Regions from separate parts of the Mus musculus genome. Here region 1 is linked to region 2. A link is a loop called in an ENCODE intact Hi-C map of the cell type or tissue named here. Cell type or tissue: heart. All regions are shown on one strand.

Evidence for each region. A loop is a pair of places that touch in the nucleus more often than their neighbours do. Peaks named below come from ENCODE experiments on the same cell type or tissue, not always from the same donor. Only the 100,000 strongest peaks of a DNase experiment are listed, where the experiment ranks them.
Region 1: it touches region 2 in a loop (4-fold over the local background); 2 of 42 quality-filtered maps call a loop at or near these places.

Annotation. Positions count from the first base shown.
Region 1 is chr16:43,360,512-43,365,511 of GRCm38, reverse strand. The region is part of intron 4 of Zbtb20 (zinc finger and BTB domain containing 20); the gene reads right to left. It overlaps Gm9968 (predicted gene 9968), which reads left to right and starts at 1,846. Exons shown (of 2, transcript NR_167988.1): 1 at 1,846-1,949. In heart, no CTCF peak of the experiment used is centred here; DNase peaks (open chromatin) are centred at 1,591 and 2,481; H3K4me3 peaks cover 1,098 bases; H3K27ac peaks cover 2,872 bases.
Region 2 is chr16:42,873,493-42,878,492 of GRCm38, reverse strand. It overlaps 4932412D23Rik (RIKEN cDNA 4932412D23 gene), which reads left to right and starts at 2,906. Exons shown (of 4, transcript NR_040521.1): 1 at 2,906-3,061. It also overlaps a transcript of Zbtb20 not described here. In heart, CTCF peaks have their summits at 2,062 and 3,368; DNase peaks (open chromatin) are centred at 2,342, 2,842, 3,012, 3,862 and 1 weaker place; H3K4me3 peaks cover 2,893 bases; H3K27ac peaks cover 3,513 bases.

The sequences.
Region 1 (5,000 bases), 490 kb before region 2:
CATTTGCTCTAGAGGTCACTGACAAACCCTGGTGTGACTGTAGCAGTACACAGTGTCTGAGGGCACTTGGGACATAGGAGCATGCATGAGTTCTGTGGTTAAGAATCCAAATCGCCCAATATAGCAAACAAACTTCCAGAGCTAAGTATCAATGTTATACACTGAATCACTGTACCAGTTGGAGCAAAGGTAAATACACATAACAGATACATAGGAGATGCATCTGTAAAATCAGCTGTTATTAAAACATTTTCAGCCCTAGAAGAAATCTACTGGCAATGTGTTAATAGCAAAGGCAGCTAAAACAATAAAATGGCATTTCTTCCCAAATATTTAAGGACATTGAGTAAGGACCCCTTAGGCTGGGTTGTGGTTCTGGGAAATTTAAGCCTATGAGAACCATATTGGGAACATCAAAGACTCTTTCCCCTCCCCAAAGAGCAATTCACTTCAGAGGATGCCACATAGACAAATAATTTAATAGCCACCATGGGTTTTTTGTTTGTTTGTTTGTTTGTTTTTTGTTTTCTCTTTTTTTCCTTTAATATCTTAGAACATGCCACATACTTGACTTTAGAAAGGCGAGAAGGCACAGTAAGATGGAACATGTCTAGAACAACAACGAGCAGGGGCTTGACAGCAGAAGACAAGCCCACTCACCTGACATTTCACTTCTAAGGAGGGTGTGCATACCAAGAACAACACGTAAGGTCCCTACTGGCTATGACAGACCAGGCTGCAACCCCACCCCCACCCCATTCCATTCCTTTGACAACTTTCCGGAGCGTACTCAATCGGTCTCTTCTTATATTGAGGACAACACTATATTTGGGTTCAATATTGTGGAGACAATCATCAGTTTCCTTTGTCAAGACGATGAATTTCCCTGGAGCCATATAAGGAGTCTCACTGCATTCTTCTACTCAGTACCATGAGTACAGAAGAATAAAGAATAGGCTGTGACACATAAGGTTTTCCTGAAGTCAGATGGGGAGAGGCTCCTAACGTTTCAGAGCAGCCTCAAGGAAATGATCTCTAAAGGAAGAGTCCTCGCAAACTTTTTGTGGCTCATCTACTACAGATTTTCTATCTGGCTCAGCTAGCTGTGCACATGGCACAACTGCTCAGAACAGAAATGCATCAAAAGTTAGCAGAGGGAGAGAAACTTCAAATGAATAATTATTCCCACTTTCACTTCCCCCTCCCACCACCCTGAGCTCTTCCTCCCTGCCCCAGTCACTCACCTACCTTCCTCCTCCCACCAGCATGTTTGCTAGGCATGTCAAAGCTGACAGCCCTCTGTGGCAGCAGCACAAACCCTAGTCCTGCAGGCTGCTTCGAAGCAGAGCCTCAAGGCTCTGCCCTTGTCCAGAGTGCGCTCAGCTGTACACACTAAAACTCCTTACCACTCTGATTGTTTGGCAGGCTTTTTTAAATGTTTTTTTTTCTTTTAAAATACCCTTTATTTCCTGCCTGCCTCAGAGACACCAAGAATAGAATCCTTGATACATCAGAGTCTGGAAGCTCCCCCCCACTCACCAGGACTGTGGTTCCTGATCCAGGGAGTGACGGCTGAGAGTCACACAGTCTCTTGAGAGTGTCCAGGCCTGGCTGCTAAGCTCCCTGCTCTGATTAGTCTGTCGAGTTCACAGTGTTCCAGAGTGCTGAAGCACAGAAATTAGGGAGGGGAGGTGGAAGGAAAATCACTGGAGCCTCTTACGATCTAACTTCCACTAACTGAGAGGAAATGTCTTATAAATAAACAACAGCAAGAGAAACACACACCAAAAAAAAAAAAAAAAAAACAAAAAAAAAAAAACTATCCCATCCTGCCAGAGGAATGTACATTATTGTCTCCCGACGGAAAACTTTGCACCACACCAGAATGCAGCCATGTCTCCTGAAACTACCTCTCTTAAAACAGAAAGAAAAGAGACTCAAGAAGGGAGGTAGGGAAGCTTTTCTCATGTCCTTGAATTCTGTTGGGAAGTTCACGTGAGTTCCCAGGATACAGGCTACTCTAAGCAGTTTCACAGAGTCTGTGTTCCAGGGTTTCGTGCGGAGGCTGCTTATTAACAAAATTTCATTTCTGCCCAGATCATTGCTCTACCATCCGGACATTTTCAGAAGGGAAGTTCAGGGAGGGTGTGGGGTGGGGGTGGGGGTGGGGAGAGGGTGCAACTGTGGAGGAGAGGAAGAAAAGAGGACAAAGGGAAACTCCTGATGACCCAGAATGCCCTAGCCATAGCCAAGAGCCATGAGAAGCAAGCCCCCACCCAACACCGTCCCCTGCTTGTTGAGGACTTGACGATGGGGTTGTGTGTAATCTACTTACTCTTTCTGCTCGGGAGGCTGAGGTTCCTACATTTCCAGCTCATGCTGGACTGTACCGTAAGCAACAAGTGAAATGAGTTCGGTGAGCTCATTCTAGTCCTTCGACTCCTGTCCACATCACTAAGCGACTGCACAGCTTGGCACAGGCCAGGATGAGTCAGCAGTCTCTGGTCATGAGAGGCCAGGCCTGGAATAGCATTGGGGTGTGTGTGTGTGTTGGGGGTTGGGGGGGGGGGGAGGCAGGTCAGGAGCAAAATGAAGCAGAAAGCCAGCCTAGATGGCAGGACTCAACTGTGTAATATGCAGGATACTGCAGGTCACAATGAAAGAGCCTCATTAGCCCTGGGGTAAAGAATATAAAACTGCAGAAAGAACGGCCGTAAGAACAAAACAGACTCTGAAGGCTAAAGCATGCTGGTTATTATTACTACATGAGCACCTATTTATTCATGTGCTGTAAGTTCAAGTAAAAACAGGTAGTTCCATACTATATTGTTTTAGCATTCTGATATGTTTTCCAATTGCTAAGTAGCAAAACAAAAAAGCAAATATAGCCGTTATATAGAGAAGTAATATACTCTATAAAGTAGTTGTAAGAGTAACTGATACATCAAGGATGGATATTTGGGATGACTGCATCCTTTGTGTAGACACAAAATCATTAAGTCTACATCAAGTCTGACAGTAGAAAAGAGCTGAGAGGAAAGAGACACAGCAAGTTCAATGGTGCACACAGGGAGCACTGCATCGCGTCTAGTTCTACCCAATACGTATAGTATCCAGGACTCTGTTAGACAGTGACCGCCAGGATTCCGAAGCATCACTCCTGTGCTGTACACTATAATACAGCCAGAGGTAAGCCAAAAGAAAGGAGGGGTAAAATCTAAGTTAAAAAAAGAAATCAGTGATGGAGAGGCAAGCTGTGCTATAAATCAACTGATGAAAACTACCTAAAACAGACAGAAAGATACCAATGTAGGTAAGGCTCCTGAGCGGGAGACTGGGAACCCTCGACACGGAAGGGGAAAGTCCGGCTGTGGTTTGGAGCTGTGTAGCATGGGAAGCAGAATGAGCCTCCAGAGAAGAAAAACACTAGTGAACAACTTGAAGTTTGAAGGGGAGCCGCCAAGATCTAGAACACATTCTTAGCTTTTAGCTCTCAGAGGCACAAGGTTGTGTCTGTTAAGAAAACATGTATGACAGGCTATGTAGCTTCTGTCCCACAGCATGTCAGTAGAGTATCCTATCACATGTTCAATGAATTTCCTAGTCTGTTTCCTTCTCTTTGAAAGGGGGGTGACCGTATCATCCTAATTGGCGTTATAAAGGCTGAGTTGATGTTTATCTATTTTTGTCATGGTATGTCTGTCTGACGCCGAATACACCAGAAACTACTATTATCACTAGCATCACTTATCACCCTTATGTGCCCAGTCAGAGAAGCTCTGCCATTGGTGTCCCACCAGATTGAGTAGAACCAGAAGAAATACTACAGGAGATCAGTTGGATGTAGGGCTTACCATGCTGCTTTGAAGAGCTTGTTTTCATGTGGGATTTTCAGTGTTACAATGTGAATACGGGGGATGCTGATGATCTATTATGTGAAAACCTTGATTGGGGAATCCATGTTATCAAAGGAACTGGGAGCCTGACAGTGTCTAGTAACCAGAGGCCAAAAGAAAAAAAAAAATGAGGGAATTTTTAGAAGCTACTCCAAAAGCAACAGGATAAAAGTGCTATTGGCCTTGACCACATGATGAGGCTGTTTTACCAAAGGGGAAAACTTAGTCCAGTTGATTGTCCCAGCCTAATTGATTAATTGTGGGTCTGACCATCTGGCTGATGAATGCTGACACCCAGCAGTGATTACTGTGTAACACAAGTCCGGATGTGCTCTCCATGATGCCTCCCACATTAATGGTAACACTGACCCCCAGGTTAGTTTATTTAGGCCTCTTGGCTCAGTCTCTTCATGGAACAGTGGTTGTGGCAGGGAATATTTTACTAGACCTGGTCAAGCATATCTTCTTCTCCTGTTTCAGTGGCCGCTCCTTTCCAATTCCACCCCGATCCTCTCCTGAGCCCTCTCGCACATAATCGGTTTTCATGCAAAGCCCTCCATCTGCACTTTTCATCATGTGGCCGAGGCTCTCATCTCTGGTCGCTCTATTGTGAAGAAGGTTGTTGGACTGGCCTGCAAGGGGAGCCCATGGAGTCCTTTTCACTGTGTTATCTGGACTGGTTTACTATCACTTACTCATATGGTTACAAAACAGAAATTATTTCATCCAAATCTTGAAACTGAGCTAAAGTTCTACAATATTTCAATTCTGTATGAAGATTAAGAGAAGATAATTCTTACATCTTAAAGTTATTTGTCATTCTTAGATGTGTGCCATGGATAGGAACCATCCTTGTCCTGAAACTAACTTGAGATTTCAGGGAAGCATTTCTGAGTTAGAGAAACTGTATCAGGCTGAAGAAAATAGCAGGGTACAGTAAGCGTGCCACCTACAAACCACTCTACATCCGGACACAGCATGTACGCACAATTCCCTGGGCAAATCAGATTTGAACACATGCAAACTTTAGATATTACAAAAAGTTTATTTTCTTCTTCATTCTATTTGGTGGAGAGGTAGGGGACAGTAAGCCCACAGCAAATG
Region 2 (5,000 bases):
CGTCACTGTTCCATCCCAAGTATCCAGAACTGCTGGTGATGTTGCCATGACTATTTCAGAAAATAAAACTTCCCTTCCATATCTGAAATAATTTAAAATTCATTTATGTTGTAAATCATTTACAGGAATTTAGTTGTAGCTTTTATTGCTCTTTTAAATGGCCTAGTTATTCAGTCTAGGCTTTTATCTGGGAAGCTTAGTTTGTCTCAAAAGTCTTCTGAAAATCTGCAGAAATGACACAAAAACAACTCACTTGAAAAGGCTTTGCTCTTCTATCTTTTTCCTTTATCAATCAGTCAAAGTCATACAGGCAAACAGGAGTACGCTATATGTCCCAAAGCCTTGCCACCTAACTAGGTGTCAGAGTCAACACCATATCTAACCGATCTAAACACCCACCCCCAGCATTGCCCTCAAGTAAAAAACATACTCTTTGCCTCATTACCTAGTCAATAAACTCAGGATCTTGGTATAGTGAGAATCCCAAAATGCTGGCCTACCTAGGCAGACAAACAAAGACAGCTTCCAGAACATGGATAAAATTTAATCATTTTTAAGCTTTTTTTTCTAACCTAATAAACACTAGAAGGTCATCAGGAAAAGGCATTATTGCTCTGGAGCCTGGTGGGGGTATACCTGTCAACCTGCTCTTCATAGCTGAAATGCTTGTACTTCTGTCATCTAAGACCTGAATCAAAGCCCCAATGCCTGATTGCCTCACTCTCTGGGCAGCTCAGAGACTTCCAGAAAACTCCAATTTCTTCTCCTCACAGGTTTATTTCAGCACCGTTTGACCTCAGACACAAAGTTCTGCAAATGGAATTCAATGGAATTCAGAACCCCAATCTTAGGCTTTTACACTAGAGCAACTGAACAGAACCATCTGTGGTTCTTCAACAATTCTAAAACCAAGTTTCTTGGGAGGATTCAAGAGATGCTGGAGTACCACCATGTCCTACCTGCGTGGGCACTCTGACGATTTATTAGGAATTCTAACGAGCAAGGATCTGAGAGAATAAGCGAGTTGTTTGTTGGTTTGTTTCATCTACTTTCCCTAGAAGTCAAGTCAAACCTAACTGTAACGCAAAAATACAAAACGTAGTCAGATCCTGACATAGTCATTTGTGGAGAGGGTCAGAGGGTTGGGGTCTATTCCCACAATATAGAAAAATGTCCTTGAGACAAGAAGCTAAACCAGGAATCCCAGTAAATCCTGTGAGAGCGTTAACTAGCCATTGATTCCTTGAATTGAGAGCTCACACTATTTTTCCATAAACTAGTATTTGGATGTTCTAAGTTTTTCAATGGCAACAAGTTGCAGCAGTAACTTGGAACACTGTTCACTTGAAATCACTGTATACGCTGAAATTTTTTATAGCAGAAAATACCAAAGTGAGAAAAGTCCACTTTAGTAACATTCTGGTGTGTGTGTGTGTGTGTGTGTGTGTGTGTGTGTGTGTTTAAAAAATAGTAAATTTCACTGTCTAAAAAGGTAACATGTTCAACTTAAATCTGGGCCAATGATTCTGAGGACTATACCATCAGGTGCAGGCTTCCAAATGTTTTCCCATGCCATTCAGATTTCTGCTGGAGAACTGTCTTGCTTCTTCAGACCTGATTTGACCCGGTTCGGAGTAAGAGATCATCAGATTACCGAGCTAGGTAGCGTAGCTGTACGCCATATTGTGTTTTTCGCTAATGTTTATAGTCTGTGTGTGTGCCTAGCATATGCTTGTGCAAGTGTGTTTATCAATACAACTTTTACGAAATCCCTGCCTCCTGCCTCTTCTGCATCCTTAGGAAGGGGAGGGGCTGAAGGGGGACACTGAGAGCCCCCCACACAGGGAAAAGCATTAAAACAATTAGAGGACCACATTTGAATGAACTTCAAAACCATACTCCTGTATTTGGGGATGGGGTAGGTTTTGTTATTTTGTTTTGTTTTGTTTTATGTCTCAAGGTATGAGAGAGCGTTAACTTTTTTTTTTTTTTTTAATGTTTCGGAAGGGGCCCAAAGGCTAAAGAGAGGAGGACAGGGTTCAATCCTTGCCAAGCCCCCCTGTCTACGGGTGAGAGCAAGGCAGGCTGGGCTACGCGCCCAAGCCCGGGTTCTCCGAAGCCAGTTCTCTGCGCGGGAGGAAAGCGACTGGGAGGGCGGAGGGAGGGAGAGGAGAGGGGCGGGAGCCGGCGCCGCCAACAGCTCCGGAGCCCCGGCCGGTGCCCCTCAGCTCCTCTTCTGGGAAGCCGCGACTCCAGAAGCGGGGAGGAGAGACTAGACGCAGTGGCAACGACCGGACGCCCCGCCCGGGCCAGCGGCGGACCCTCCCCGCAGGGTCGCGCGAGGCCGCCGGGCGGGCGCGAGGAGGGGCGGCGGGAGGGCGCGCGGGGCGGGGCGGGGCAGAAGCCCCGGGCTGCGGCTCGGAACTCGCGCCACGGCCCCACCCCGCCCCCTCCTCGGCGGCCCGTCACCCCCGACTCCCCGCGACTCGTAGACGCCCGGCCGCGCTCCGCACGCACACACCCCTCCCTCCCGCCCGCCCCACAACAAATTAGAGTTTTTGGCGTTACCTCCTCGCGCTCTTTAATCTTCTTTCCTCAACTCCTAAACTTCCCCCCGCCCCTACTTCTTCGGCAGAAGGCCCACATTGGGCGCCCGAAGCCGCGAACCTCTACCTTGTCCTACTATTGGGCGGCTCGCATGCCACTCGCTGCTTCAGCTGACCAATAGCGTTTGGACAGCCCTCGTGAGGTTGCCGCCCATAAACAAAATGCACTCTTCCTCCTCCCCTCCGCGGCTCCTCCCCTAACTGCCCCTTCTCTCATCTCTGTCATCTTTGATTGGCCTAGGAGACACCCAATCCGCTATCTCAAGCATCAACTGGTGAGCGGAAACTTCACTCAGAGCAGTTTTAACAGTCTATTGGTCAATGTTCTCAACTCTTCCCGCCCACCAGCGCCCTGTGTAGAGAGGCCAGCTGTCTCTGGTTATTCAGTGATCCAAGAGCTGGGAAACTATTGGTCGACAGAGGCCGTCAGACCGGACTGTAGTGATCGGTGATTGGTCAGTATAGGCACGATCAAGTTTGGTTGTTTACTCCTCCACTTCCCCACCCTCCTTTTCATCCACGTCCCCGCCCCCTCCTGACTGCTTTTACTTTCTACGCATTTCTATTTCCTCCTTTATTTATTTATTTGTGATAAACTTAAATGACCCGAGGATAGAGGCGGGACTCCAAGAGGGGCTAGAGGATGACGGGCGGCGGCCCGGGGCCAATTGTCGCGGGGACTGCGGGGTGAGGGGCAGCGGCGGCGGCCAGTGAGAAGCAGGTGTCTGCCGCGCGCCGCCTATGGAGCCGGGATGCCCCAGCGGAGGCGGCGGTTACCCGCTGTCTGGCTCGCCCAGAGGGGGAGGGGAGGGAAGGGGTTCAGTGCAGGGAGGAGGGGTGTCGTGGTCACGGGCAGTGGATGTCCTAGCGAGCAGGATCCTGGCGGTGGGAGGGACCGCTGGGCGGGAGGCGACCTGAGGCCCAGGGAGACAGAGAGGCGGGAGCAGTTTTAGGACTCCCAGGGAATGTGTTTCTACAGAAAAATACCGTGTAAAACCGTCTGCAGAGAGCCGCCCTTAATATCAATGAGGATTTATTATCCTACCGGAAAAAGCAGATTATGTTTCTTATTACTAAACGCCTGAAGTACTGACGACCCAACTGAAGCCCACAAAATTCAATATCCTGGGAGCTAGAAGGAATAAAGCAACACGGAAAATTAAATGCAGTTCAGATGCTTCAATAAAACCTTCATCTTCATCCATTTGTCACTCAGCATAGTACTCCCCAGAGCCAAATTCTAACAAATACTGGTCAGGCAAGGGCGGGGTGGAGGAGGAAGGGGGTGAGGCCTGAGGCCAGCAGGAAGCCAAGGATAGATTCCTGAAAAGAATTCCTTAAAAGGACTAAGATGGAAAAAAGAATGGCTTTTCACTCTACAAAGAAAAAGAATTCCTGCCAAAATAAGAACTAATACTTTTTAAGGAGCTTAATTTGTCACGAAAGGGATTTGTCAGAAACACCAACCATACAAAGAAACTGTATTTGTAGTATTGGTTATTAATACAGAAAATAATCTTATAGATTATAGACTTGAAAAATAGATTCTGGTAGACTTGAAGTAAGTTTAAGCCTGGATTTCACGTAGGTTTCCTTGACACACACTAAATACTTTGAACACCAAATGTTTGCTTTGACTAAGTAGAAGTCTGGCAGACCATAAGCAAAACAAAATTAGCCCTGACTTAAAAAAAAAAAATAGCACAAGGCCTTGACTTCATTAGTACATTAGGGCCTTTCTGAAGATTATGGGTGTGGCTATCAGAATCTAGAAATTGCTTAAAATATAAGAGAACTGAAGGATGTTCAAAGTAAAAAGTGCTACCGAGTGTGGATTTAAATTTGTGTATAAACTCTAAGTAAAAGTTTTACAGGAAATAGTCTGTGCAGAACAATCAGCTTCACGTGAGAAAATTAAGTAAAATTTAACAAAAGTGGGCAACTACTTAACCCCATAACTTTAAGAAGAAATGACTACTTCAAATTCTTATCATTTCTCATAAATTTTTAAAGATACTTTGCAGTGTTTTGTAAATGTGAGGATTATGATGAGGAATCATAAGGGCAACTATGTAAAATATATAACAGTGACAAGGTGAGGCCTTGGGTGTTACTACCTGTATTTTTTACTGTCCAATTCTGCTGTTAAAAGGCGTTGAGCTCTAAGGAATATCTCAGTGTTCATGTTTACATTGCATGGCTACCCTGACTACTGTGGGTTTTTGTTTCTCCCAGACAGAGACACCCCAGACATGTATTAAGAATGCCCTAATTGTGGGGCATGAGATATTTGCTCCTTACCATTTAAGAGAACTGGAGAGTGCCTGTTGGTGAGCTGGTGCGGCAGTTCAGTGGGTGAAGGGGATGATGCCAGGCCTGGTGATCTGAGTTTGA